2 separate regions of the Homo sapiens genome follow, and region 2 is linked to region 1. A link is an interaction called in ENCODE POLR2A ChIA-PET data of the cell type or tissue named here. Cell type or tissue: GM12878. All regions are shown on one strand. Links, peaks and the distances in the headings refer to the core of each region. The heading gives the core; the rest is flanking DNA.

What was found. ChIA-PET counts read pairs that join two places held together with the same protein. Peaks named below come from ENCODE experiments on the same cell type or tissue, not always from the same donor. Only the 100,000 strongest peaks of a DNase experiment are listed, where the experiment ranks them.
Region 2: POLR2A ChIA-PET joins it to region 1 with 5 read pairs; 3 of 35 experiments call an interaction of 5 or more read pairs at or near these places.

The regions. Positions count from the first base shown.
Region 1 is chr13:43,072,837-43,078,222 of GRCh38, forward strand. All of the region lies in intron 3 of DNAJC15 (DnaJ heat shock protein family (Hsp40) member C15), which reads left to right. Among named protein-coding and RNA genes, the nearest start is that of LINC00400, 38 kb to the right of the region's middle. In GM12878, for the core only: no CTCF peak of the experiment used is centred there; a DNase peak (open chromatin) is centred at 2,157; H3K4me3 peaks cover 782 bases; H3K27ac peaks cover 2,142 bases.
Region 2 is chr13:43,656,637-43,662,022 of GRCh38, forward strand. All of the region lies in intron 2 of ENOX1 (ecto-NOX disulfide-thiol exchanger 1), which reads right to left. Among named protein-coding and RNA genes, the nearest start is that of ENOX1, 130 kb to the right of the region's middle. In GM12878, for the core only: no CTCF peak of the experiment used is centred there; no DNase peak of the experiment used is centred there.

The DNA.
Region 1 (5,386 bases), core at 280-5,279:
TATAGGCGTGAGCCACTGCGCCCGGCCAACGTTAGTAATTTTCTAACTTCCAAGGATTCTTTCTTGTTTCTTTTTTCTGGCAACCCATTTTTTAATTAATGTGGTATCCTTTTGAATATTTCTAAAGCCATTAATTAGCATTTGGCCAAATTCTCTTCTGCTTCCTAATTTATCTCCTTTTCCTAAAGTCAGTTGTTATGTGTTCATATTGGTTCTTTTTTTCCCCTCCATGATAATTGGGTTTGCTCAAATGTCCAGTGATCCTTGGTTGTTGATTCATATTTATGATGACTAAATTGACTAATAGAAGTAATGTTCTTGACTTTTCTTCAGCAGTTTGGTAGGGTTGCTTCAACAGCTTAATTGAATGACAGTGTTGACAGTGGGCTGTAAATAACATAGGTGGGTTTGTTAACAGGCATGTCTTTCAGAGCAAGGAGACTAGAAGGCAGCATTGGTACCTGGAGAGTCCAGGAGAGGTTGAGCACCGTGTATATTTTACTCCTTGGCATAGCTTCTCACCTCCCTAGGCTTCTGGGTTCTGAAATGGGATCTGCTGGTATGCCTCTTTGGTTCTCTTAGTACCTACCACCCAAAATAAGATGCGTATCAGAAAAAGAGGCATATGGTTCTCTTTCTCAGCCTGAGGGCATGACAGGTACCTGGCCTCTTATGCTCTATATGAGTAGAGTAGGAATGATCTGTTTATATTGTTCTGGTTTAATAAGTTTCGCTGATTTTTTTATTGTTGTTGACTCTGAATTTAGTGTTCTTGTTTTCCTGAAAAGGGTTTCTTTTTTTCTCTGATGTTTGAAGCTGCTGGGATTTTTCTGTACATGCAAATTTTACCTAGGATTTCTTTAAACTTTCTGGTTTGCTATTTATCCCATTTCTTGTTTTCTAGGCCTATTAAGGGTGTTTTAAAATTTACAGTGTCTTTACTCATTTCAAAGGCACTTCGGAAAGCAAAAGATCTTTATGATTCAGTCTGCTCTTTTGAACAAGTGCCCTTTTGCTTGTTTTTTTGTTTTTTTTTTAAATTAATGTATTAATGTATATTATTGACTCAGCCAATGTCTAATTACCCTTAAATTTTTTTCTGGGGGAGAAAACCCATCCTTCTTCTTTTTTTTTTGAGGCTTTGAATTTTCTATTTGTGAATCTGTCCTTTTATTTGAATATAATTTTTTAAATTGCATTTATTTTGTTTTATGATCAAGTGAAATTTATGGAAAAATATACTAATTAAATCATCCTTTGTTAGCTTTAAATCAAATAGATTATTGTACATAATAAAGTTTATAGTTTATGATAAATGTATTCTTTTAAAACTATGGGATGATCCAGTTCTTCTCTAGTTGTCTGGAGGACTTTTGTGTTTCAGGCTATTGAGTGAATGAATTAGCTAATGAATACTTTGGTTTAACTTAGCAAAGGAGACACAAAATAATCTAACATGGCACTATAGCATTTATTGCTAATTTTAGAAGGAAAATGATTTTGATTTCTGTCATTTATATATACAATATTTTATGAATGGGATAGTACAAAATAATCATTTGTAAGGTCCAGGATGTGTTTCTGTTTTCAGAAAAAAAGGACCATTTACTCCATCTATTTGATGGTATACTTGTTCCTTACAGTAATCTCATTTTTTGGATCTAAACATTTTCTTTGACCTACCACAGTGTTGTCAGAAAATGGTTCTGCAGTGGCTTATACCTGTAAGTCCTAATATAATGCAATGTGGGTATATTATTTTCAAGCTTAAAAGGACCTTTCAGTTTTATTAGTGGGGAGGAGTACAGAGTTACAATTTTGTGCTTTCTCATGACATAGATATTAATTCAAACATAATAATGGATTAAAATACTGTGATAACAGTTTTGTTCTATTTAAAGTTATATAAGACCTAAATTTTCTAGAAGTTTAGGAAGCATGATTTTCTCTGAAGAAATGTGTAAATACAGTTGACCCTTGAACAACCTGGGTTTGAACTGCACAGGTCCACTTAATCATGATTTTAAAAAATAAACTCAATGAGCCCTCCATGTCTGCAATGAAATGTAGATCAAAAATGTAGTATTCATGGGATGCAAAACTCACCTATGCTGAGGCCAACTTTTTGTATCTGTGGTTTCTGTAGGGCTGACCGTGGTGCCTGAGTGCAGATTTTAGTATGAGTGGTCCTGGAACCAGTCACCCACAGATACTGAGGGTTGAATGTATTTTAGTAGTGTGTAACATAGCAATTTTTTGTTTTCTCTTTGTATACTTTTCTGCACCCAGCCCCACATGTTAAGTCTCTATTCTCAAAATGGTCTAGATCTTTTTGGAAGGGTTGTGTTGATTATATGTATATACAGATTGACTTACTCGTAATAAAATCAGTGTTCATATGAACTTCTTCCCGACACTAGATTTTTGGCAGCCTTTTCTGAAACTCTATGTCTACCTGGGCAAAACTGAAAGTGAAAAAATTGCTCAGATACCAATACCTGCTTTTAAGATTAATGAGCTTGGTGACTATAGTGGGAATGACAGTTTATGAAACATGATAAATTTATCTTTTTTATTATGCTGGCTCCAAATTTTAGAGCTCCCTAAGGTAAATAAAGACTCATTGAAATATTTTTTTCCTGAATAAAGAATTATTCTATGTAGTAGTTCAGGCATGATTTAAAAACAAAAGTAGGAGCAAATATTTGGTGATACTTCTGTTTTGTTATGACTAAATCAACTAATTACCTTTAATTTAGGGAGTAACGTATGCATCTAGTAAAAATTTTGGTTTCCTGAAAGAAACCTTAAAACCAGCCCCTATTCCTCTAAGTCCCTCGTTTTTTGAGACAGTCTGTCTCCATTGCCCAGGCTGGAGTGCAGCTGTGCACTCACAGCTCACTGCAACCTCCACCTCCCAGGGTCAAGTGATTCTCCTGCCTCAGCCTCCAGAGTAGCTGGGATTACAGGCATGCACCACTACACCCAGCTAAGTTTTTGTATCTTTAGTAGAGACGGGGTTTCACTGTGTTGGCCAGGCTGGTCTCTAACTGACCTGAGGTGATCCGCCCGCCTCAGCCTCGCAAAGTGCTGGGATTACAGGCGTGAGGCACCACAGTCGGCCCCCTTACTTCTTTCCATTTGTATCTGTATCTGTATTTCTCTCTCTATCTCTCTTTATATATGTGCATACTCTCTATGTATGTTTAGAAAGATATAAAATTTGTTCAGGTTAGTATGTGTGCTTAACCCAATTTGATTATCCTTCCTCTCCTCAAAACTTGTGTCAGGGGTGGGGGACTATTTGTTTTTTTACTGGATTATAAATTACTTGAAACTTGGAGAGTATATTATATTCTCACAGTATTGATTCATTGATAGATTAGCATCTGTGTGATGAAGGACAGTCCTTGATCTCTCATTTGAAAAGTGCCTGGTACACAGCAATTGCTGAAGTGTTTATTGAATGAATTAATTGCCAGGAATTATTTATTACCAAGTAGAAATTTATAATAAGCTGTTCAAAGAGTATAGCTTATATAAATGGCCAGATCTGACTCCCTAGAACCCATTTTTTAAGCTCTAGTCATTTCCTTAGTTTCTTTTAGTATTCTTCTTTCTTTAATTGTATAAATAGCCTGTGCTCATTGTTGAAAATTTAGAAGTTAAAAACAAAGAAAAAATTATAATCCCACCAGCTAAAAATAACTTTAAAGTTATATGCTTTCAGATTTTATTTCATGTAAGCATACCTATTTTTCCCTACTTTTGTAAGGAAATGGTTTCATGCTTAGAAACGTTTAATGCCTGTAATCATATATGTGTATGTTTCCTCCTAAAAGCTAAGTTTATACATCCTGTTTCTCTGTTTAGAGCTACTGAAAATAGTGTCTTTACTTGCTGTCTCCATTCCTTTCTTTCCATTCTGTCTTAAATACACTCTAATCATACGCTCACCTCACTTTCTGCAGCTCTTCTCAGTTTTTGATGTCCTCTTTGCTAAATCCAGAGGTCAGTTTGTGGCTCTCATTTTACTTTACCTATTAGAAACTTTGAAACCATTTTTCATTTCCTCACTCTTGACTTGTAGTTACCATCCTCCTTTACTGCTAGGCCTTGTCAGCCTCCTTGACTGATTCCTCTCCATTTCTATACCACAAAGTGTTGCAGTCTTTAGGGAAGACTCCTTGGACTTCTAATTTTTAAACCATCTTACTTCAGTCTCATGGCTTTAAATGCTATCTGTACACTAATGACTCTCAAATGTAAAGTCTGATGTTAAGTCAGACATTCTCCACTTGGATATTTAAGACATTTTAAACTTAGTATATCCGAAATCATTCTCCTCATGTCTGTTATTCACAACAAATAAACAGCTGCTCCTTTCCTCAGTCATTAAATGGCAATTTGGCAGTTTAGGCCAGAAACCTTGAAGTCATTTGCACAGCTTGGGTTCTCTGGAAAGCAGAGTGAGATAAAGATTAGCAAGCTATACTTTTATTAAAGAGTGCTCTTAGCATAAACAACTCCAGAAAGAAAGGGAAGGACAAGTTAGGCTTCAGTGCATTCCTACAAAAGCCTCAGCCAATCTCACAATAACCTCTAAGCAAGGATGGCTCATTGTAGTTATCCCAAGTTGGGGCAAGGGGTCATAGGATTAAATGACATTACCCAGGAAGTGAGCATATATATAAGAAGTCCAAGGACTGAACCCTAGAGAAATACAATGTTTCTATCCCATGTCAACCAGTCAGTAGATACAGGCTGCCCTGCAAAGTGGGATAAGCTTGACTTCCTTTAGGCAAGGCAATTCCTAAAGTGTCTGACAGCTGGGAGCTATCAGCCAGCCACAGCCCCAGTGTCTGGGGAGTAAGTCCTTCACGCCTGATGGGGATCTGATGAGCACATAACAGTGTCCTCAACATCATTCTTAATTTTTCTTTTTCTCATATCCCAAATTCAATCCATCAAGGAAATGTTAGTTCTGTTTTAAATATACATCCAGAATCTAACCACTTTTATCACCTCCTCTGCTACCGCCTTAGTTCATACCATCATCATCTGTTGTCTGGATTATTGTTATGTTTTCTGAACTGGTCTGCTACTTCTACTCTTGCACCTTTCTATTCTCTACATGGCAGTTAGATTAAATCGAAGTTAGATTGTTATTCCAGTGCTCTGGCTTCTCCTCCCACTTAAAATTCTAAATTCCTTCCATTGTTTACAAGGCCATCCACAGTCTGGTTCCCATTATATCTCGAGTCCTCCTTTTCTCCTTGTTCACGCCTCTCCAGCAGCATTGAAACCTTTTAATCCAGCTTCCCAGCCTCTCTTGGCTTGCCTGTCTGCTAGTGTGACATACTCCCCTCTTCATTAGTTCCTCCCC
Region 2 (5,386 bases), core at 75-5,074, 580 kb after region 1:
GACTAAAAAATGAGAACAAATCAGCAGGCCCATTAGCTGTGCAGCAAATTAAAGCACCATTGTTTCCAGTTTCAGCCTTGAATCTGGAGGGCACCAAATAGACCACGCTGTCAGTACCCTCTGTGAAAGAAGTGTGTTCTCTGCTATGTATTCTCAAGCGCCTTTCTATTTTTTTTCAGCTAATTTATCAGTTTCCCACCTCTTCTCCTAAATCATTATTATAAACTTCCCCAGGAACATGTTAAAGGGACAACAGGAAAATAATCAAAGTTTCAAAACACAATCTATATTTATCATGAATTTCAACTTATCTTTTTCCTTGTATTAAAAAATGAAGCTTGCTATCTTCAGATTTATATTCCTTTTATCTTAATCCTTGGGGTAAAATATGGCATGTGGATAATCCACAAACTAAATAGCCTCTGCATTTAAGAAGTAGACCATAGTCCACAGTTGTATAGTCCACATTTTGTCATCTCATCTCATAAAAACAAAGTTGAAAGCGGCTCTGTCCAATCTTTTGAGAGGGCAAAAGGTCTGGAAGATCCAATAAGACTACACAAGAGATTTTTAAACATTAGTATGTATTTAAACCAATTTATTCATAATATAGTCTCAACTGTTACATAGGACTAGGCCCAGAGATAACTGCTTTCAATTCTTTAAGTAATTATTTTAGATTTGTTTCCACATGTGGAAATCAGTAGGTGTTGGCTCACTATTGTGCAAAGAATTGATTCCAGGTATGCAATGAGGTATGGATGTCTCTCAGCCTCAGGGAATCAGGTGGGGTTCTGAGGTAGCAGGTGCCTCTGGGCAGATAACACCTGGCCATCAGCTTCCTCAAGGTATAAAGGCATGGTCCTCATGGCTCTGCTGAGAGGCACTAGAAACATCCATGGACACCCATGTCAACAGGCTGCTGCAGAAAGCACCCCTTCACTTTGTGCAGAAGCAGTCCATGTAGCTGCTGGAGGAGGTTTCATTCCAGGTATAGAAGGCACAGCTGGTTGAAAGTGGAGCTCTAGAAAGGTGTGGGCAGAAGCGCCTGGTAGGCAAAGCTACAAGGGACAGCCCCAAAAATTCTGTCTATACATACCAGACATTTCTTTCCAGTTGAGTCAAATATCGTCTTTTACTGGCATCCAGGCTACCTATGGAGTGACTGCTCTAACAATAAACACACAGTTTATAAATTCGGGCCTCATTATTATTTTAATTACTTGATAGGAAAAAAATTAGTTGAATTTGAAATCTGTTGGAATTATCAGAGGATTGCATTTGTCTAGCAAAGAAAAAAGCTAAAACTATTAATGTTTTTAAAGATAACTTTAACTTTTATAGAATATGAAACGGTGGTGAAATGGCTTGTTTTTTTAAAAATCACTACTTGTGTAGTATCTCACTGACAATGACTAAAAAGAATTTGAAGAGAGAATCATTAAGATATTGATCAAGAATTGTGTTCAGCCATTTCAGGCATATAAGAAATATAAAAAGTTATGTTTATGAAAGCAAGCTCAGGTTTTTCATTGAAAAAATCTGAAAATATGTTATTTGAAGTTTTATATCTACTTAATATTCTACAAATGAATGTCTCCAGCTTCCTACATTATTTAGTATCAGTTTCTATGCTTGTCATACTAAAGACAAAAATTTATATGCACTGATTTAAATAACATGTTTCTCTTACTACTTCTTAGTTTTTTGATTTCAGGTATTATTGATTGACCTCCCAATGAGGAAGATGAGGGTTAGGTTTTTTATCACACACACGCATGCCTCATGTTCCCATCCTCTCAGAATAATTCTGGTTGTGTTAAATATCCATATTTACATCCTTAGAATCATGTAGTGTTCTATGATTATATCTCATTTTCTGCCTTTTTGTCTTCCTTGGAATTAATCATTGTTATATTTAATTTGCGTTAGTTTCCTATGTACTTATCATGATGCTATCCCCAAAGCCTCCCCAAGATCTGTAAATCTCCTCTCAGAGCAAACACATTAGGTGTTTAATCAATTTTACCATCTTGAAGAACTCTCTCCTGAATCCCTCTACCTACTGCAATTTAGATCAGTTGATCACTAGTCCAGTGCACAGCTGTTGAGATCTCTTTTACCATCACCTGTGAATTCTTTTCGCCTCGCTCTTGTGTTGGTCCTATCTCTGGGATACCAGGTCTTTCTTTTTATTAGTTTACCATATCATTTATTGGACCACATTCTAGTGTTGTAAAGTTTCATGATCATCTGTTGTTATTCCCTTTTAATCAGGAAACTTCTGTTTTTGAGAAATTTTGGTGAATTATTCCTTTGATGGTTTTCTGTCCTCCATTTTTTATGTTCTCTGAATCTGGTGTACTATTTTTGGATGTAAGAACCAATCCTCTAAGCTTCTTATTTTTTCTACGTTATTTTCTATTCTTTCTCTTTTTACTACACTTTCTTGAAAATTTCCTTAATTTCACCTCCTAACCCTTATAAATTCTGTTGTGTTTCATGGTTATAATATCATGCCTTATCTGTCTGGAGATACTGATGATTTCTTTTTTCAGATTTATTCTTCTGGCCGGGCACTGTGGCTCACACCTATAATCCCAGCATTTTGGGGGGCAGAGGCAGGTGGATCATTTGAGGCAAGGAGTTCAAGACCAGCCTGGCCAACATGGTGAAACCCCATCTCCACTAAAAATATAAAAATTAGCCAGGTGGTAGTGGCACGCGCCTGTAATCCCAGCTACTAGGGAGGCTGAGGTGGGAGAATCGCTTGAGCCTGGGAGGCAGAGGTTGTGGTGAGCCGAGATCACGCCACTGTACTCCAGCCTGGACGACAGAGTGAAACCCTGTGTAAAAAAAAAAAAAATTTTCTTCTTCCTATTAAGGTTGTTTCCTCCAAGTTGCTTTTTTTGTTTGCATGCTTTAGTTTTTTTCTCTCATGATATTAGACATTTCCTTAAATGTCTCACGATCCTTGGCTGTCTGAGATATTTAAGGGCCGAGCACTAGAAGGTCCACAGAAAGGTTGGGAGTGTGGTTGTTGATATAGGATTTATTTTAGAATTGTTCTGGCTAGGCCCTTCCTTGAGGGAATCCCTGATATCAGTATCCTTGAGTTCTATTTTTAGGTTAGAGTCCCAGGGATGTTTCCTGGAGTTTCCTGCAGGAAAGGTATCCTTAGCTGCCTGTAGGCTAAGGAGCAGAGAACAGAAGGTATTGTCATTCTTGGGATTTGGTAAATCAGTGTAATCCACAATCTACCACATTTCAGGACCATATTATACCACTTTTAACCTTTCCTGATACTTCTCAATCCAGAAACCTTCTGTTTTACCAACTCTATAGAAAACATAATCTTCATCCCTCTGTTGGAGTGGAGGAGCAGTTTCCTTCTTGTATAAAGTTAGGAAGCAGATCTGAACTTTCAACCAATACTTCTCAACTGTATCTCCACTCTCCCTTCCAGGGGTTCTTGTTCCTGAGTTTTTGCAGTGTTCATCAGTATAATTTGGCTTACCTTTTTCCTTTCTCCTCTGCTAGATTAAAATTTCACTTTCTCAGGTCTGCTAAGTAAGTTAGCAGTCATCCATCTATATCCCAAATCCCAAAGTGCTGTAACTGTTGCCCTATTTCTTTGCTCTCATCGGTGTGTGCCTTTTAAAATAAAAATCCCTTAAACATCATTTTAATGAAGTTTCAAGAAGGGTCAGGAACTAACACATGTATTTATCCTTAATCTGAAAATGATCAGTCAGTCTTTATCCTTTTGCATTGACATTGAAATGGGGATTACTCTTTTTTGTTCCCTCAAAAACATTAAGCCAAGGCCCAACATTCAAGAGGAACAGGAAATAGAGAAAATAGCAATTTTTGGATTTAGATGAAACTAAATTTAATAATCGCATGCTCTTATAAACTAGTATATCATTGCCCTAACGATATATTGGACATTGTGGGAAATAAAAATATGTCTCTATTTCAAAACAGTCTCTAAAACTTCTGAAAAAGATGAACAATTAAAGAGGTCCTTAAATTGATAATTAACCTAAAAGAGAGTATTCAGAGAGAAAAATCACCAGGCAAGGAAGAATGGTAAAAGGCAAACTCACTGGAGCAAAAAGGACCTTAAACTCCATTTTGAAAAATAAGTGTTACAGACATTTCTTCTGCAGAGTTTGCATAATGTGTATTAGGTATAAAGTGATCAATTGATTGGGGAATACAATTTATTTTATGCAGACTAGGGCTCCTGGCATAAGGGAAAAAAAAGCTCTTCTGCTTACAACACAGCTGTTTTAAGGTCTTTATTCTCCATTTCTCACAATAGTGGATCATTAAGATGTTGAAACAATTTTTTAAAATACCAGCTTAGTTCACTACCATCTTATAAAAAGAGATACAATAAAATGCATTTTTTCGTGATGTTCAGGTTTTAAAGTTATACTTTTACAGAGATAGAAAATACCATTATTACTTAAATAACTTCAGGTAAAACAACTTTGTTTATTGTGCCCCTGCAACTCTCAAGTCTCCAACACTATTTATGCCACTGAAATAATTGTCTTTATAGCACAGGTTTTGATAATGTGCAGTTTTAAGGACTATATTGCCTGGAGCAGAACTGACTTTAATTGGATGGATATAGATATGAGAGGATTTGATGCAGAATACTGTGCGCGTTGCAAAATGGGATGACAGAATGAAGAGACGAATCTGTCTTCCCCATAGGGTCTGGGTAGGAGGCCGGTGGAAGTTAAGTATAGACGGGTGTCTGGACAAGTCTGAACACAGATGCTTTCAAACCCAAGTAGTAGGGAATGAACTCTAAAGTACAATGAGCCCACAATTTTGTAGACAACAAAGAGACATTGATGTTTTCTGAATAAAGAGTAATGTTGTTAAAATGATATTTCAAAAAATGTAATCTGCCAATACTGTATAGGGCAGGAAGTCTGGTCACAGAAAACAGTTAAGACACTAAATAATACAGAGATCCAAAGTCATGTGAAGCTGGCCTGGATTCCTTGGCAGTAAAAATGTGAGAGAACTCACTTCAGAGCAAGAATCAATAAAAATGAGGGATCTACATTTACAGTACTATAGATACAGGCAGCCCAGTAAAAGAAACGGGACTGAATTAGGACTGATAAAAGGACTTACAGTGAAGTAGTTTTTAAACTAAATCTGTGATATCATTTGGTTTTCAATTCAAGAAACATTTACCGAGTATCTACTATATGCAAGGCATGCAGTCTTTTCTCATCATTTGTCTCATTATCTTAGAAGCCAAATGTAAAAAAATCCAGTTAATTAATTTCACAGACTGATTGATGTTCTTCTGCAAGAACAACAGATTGATTTTTTTTTATAGACAGCAATACTAATT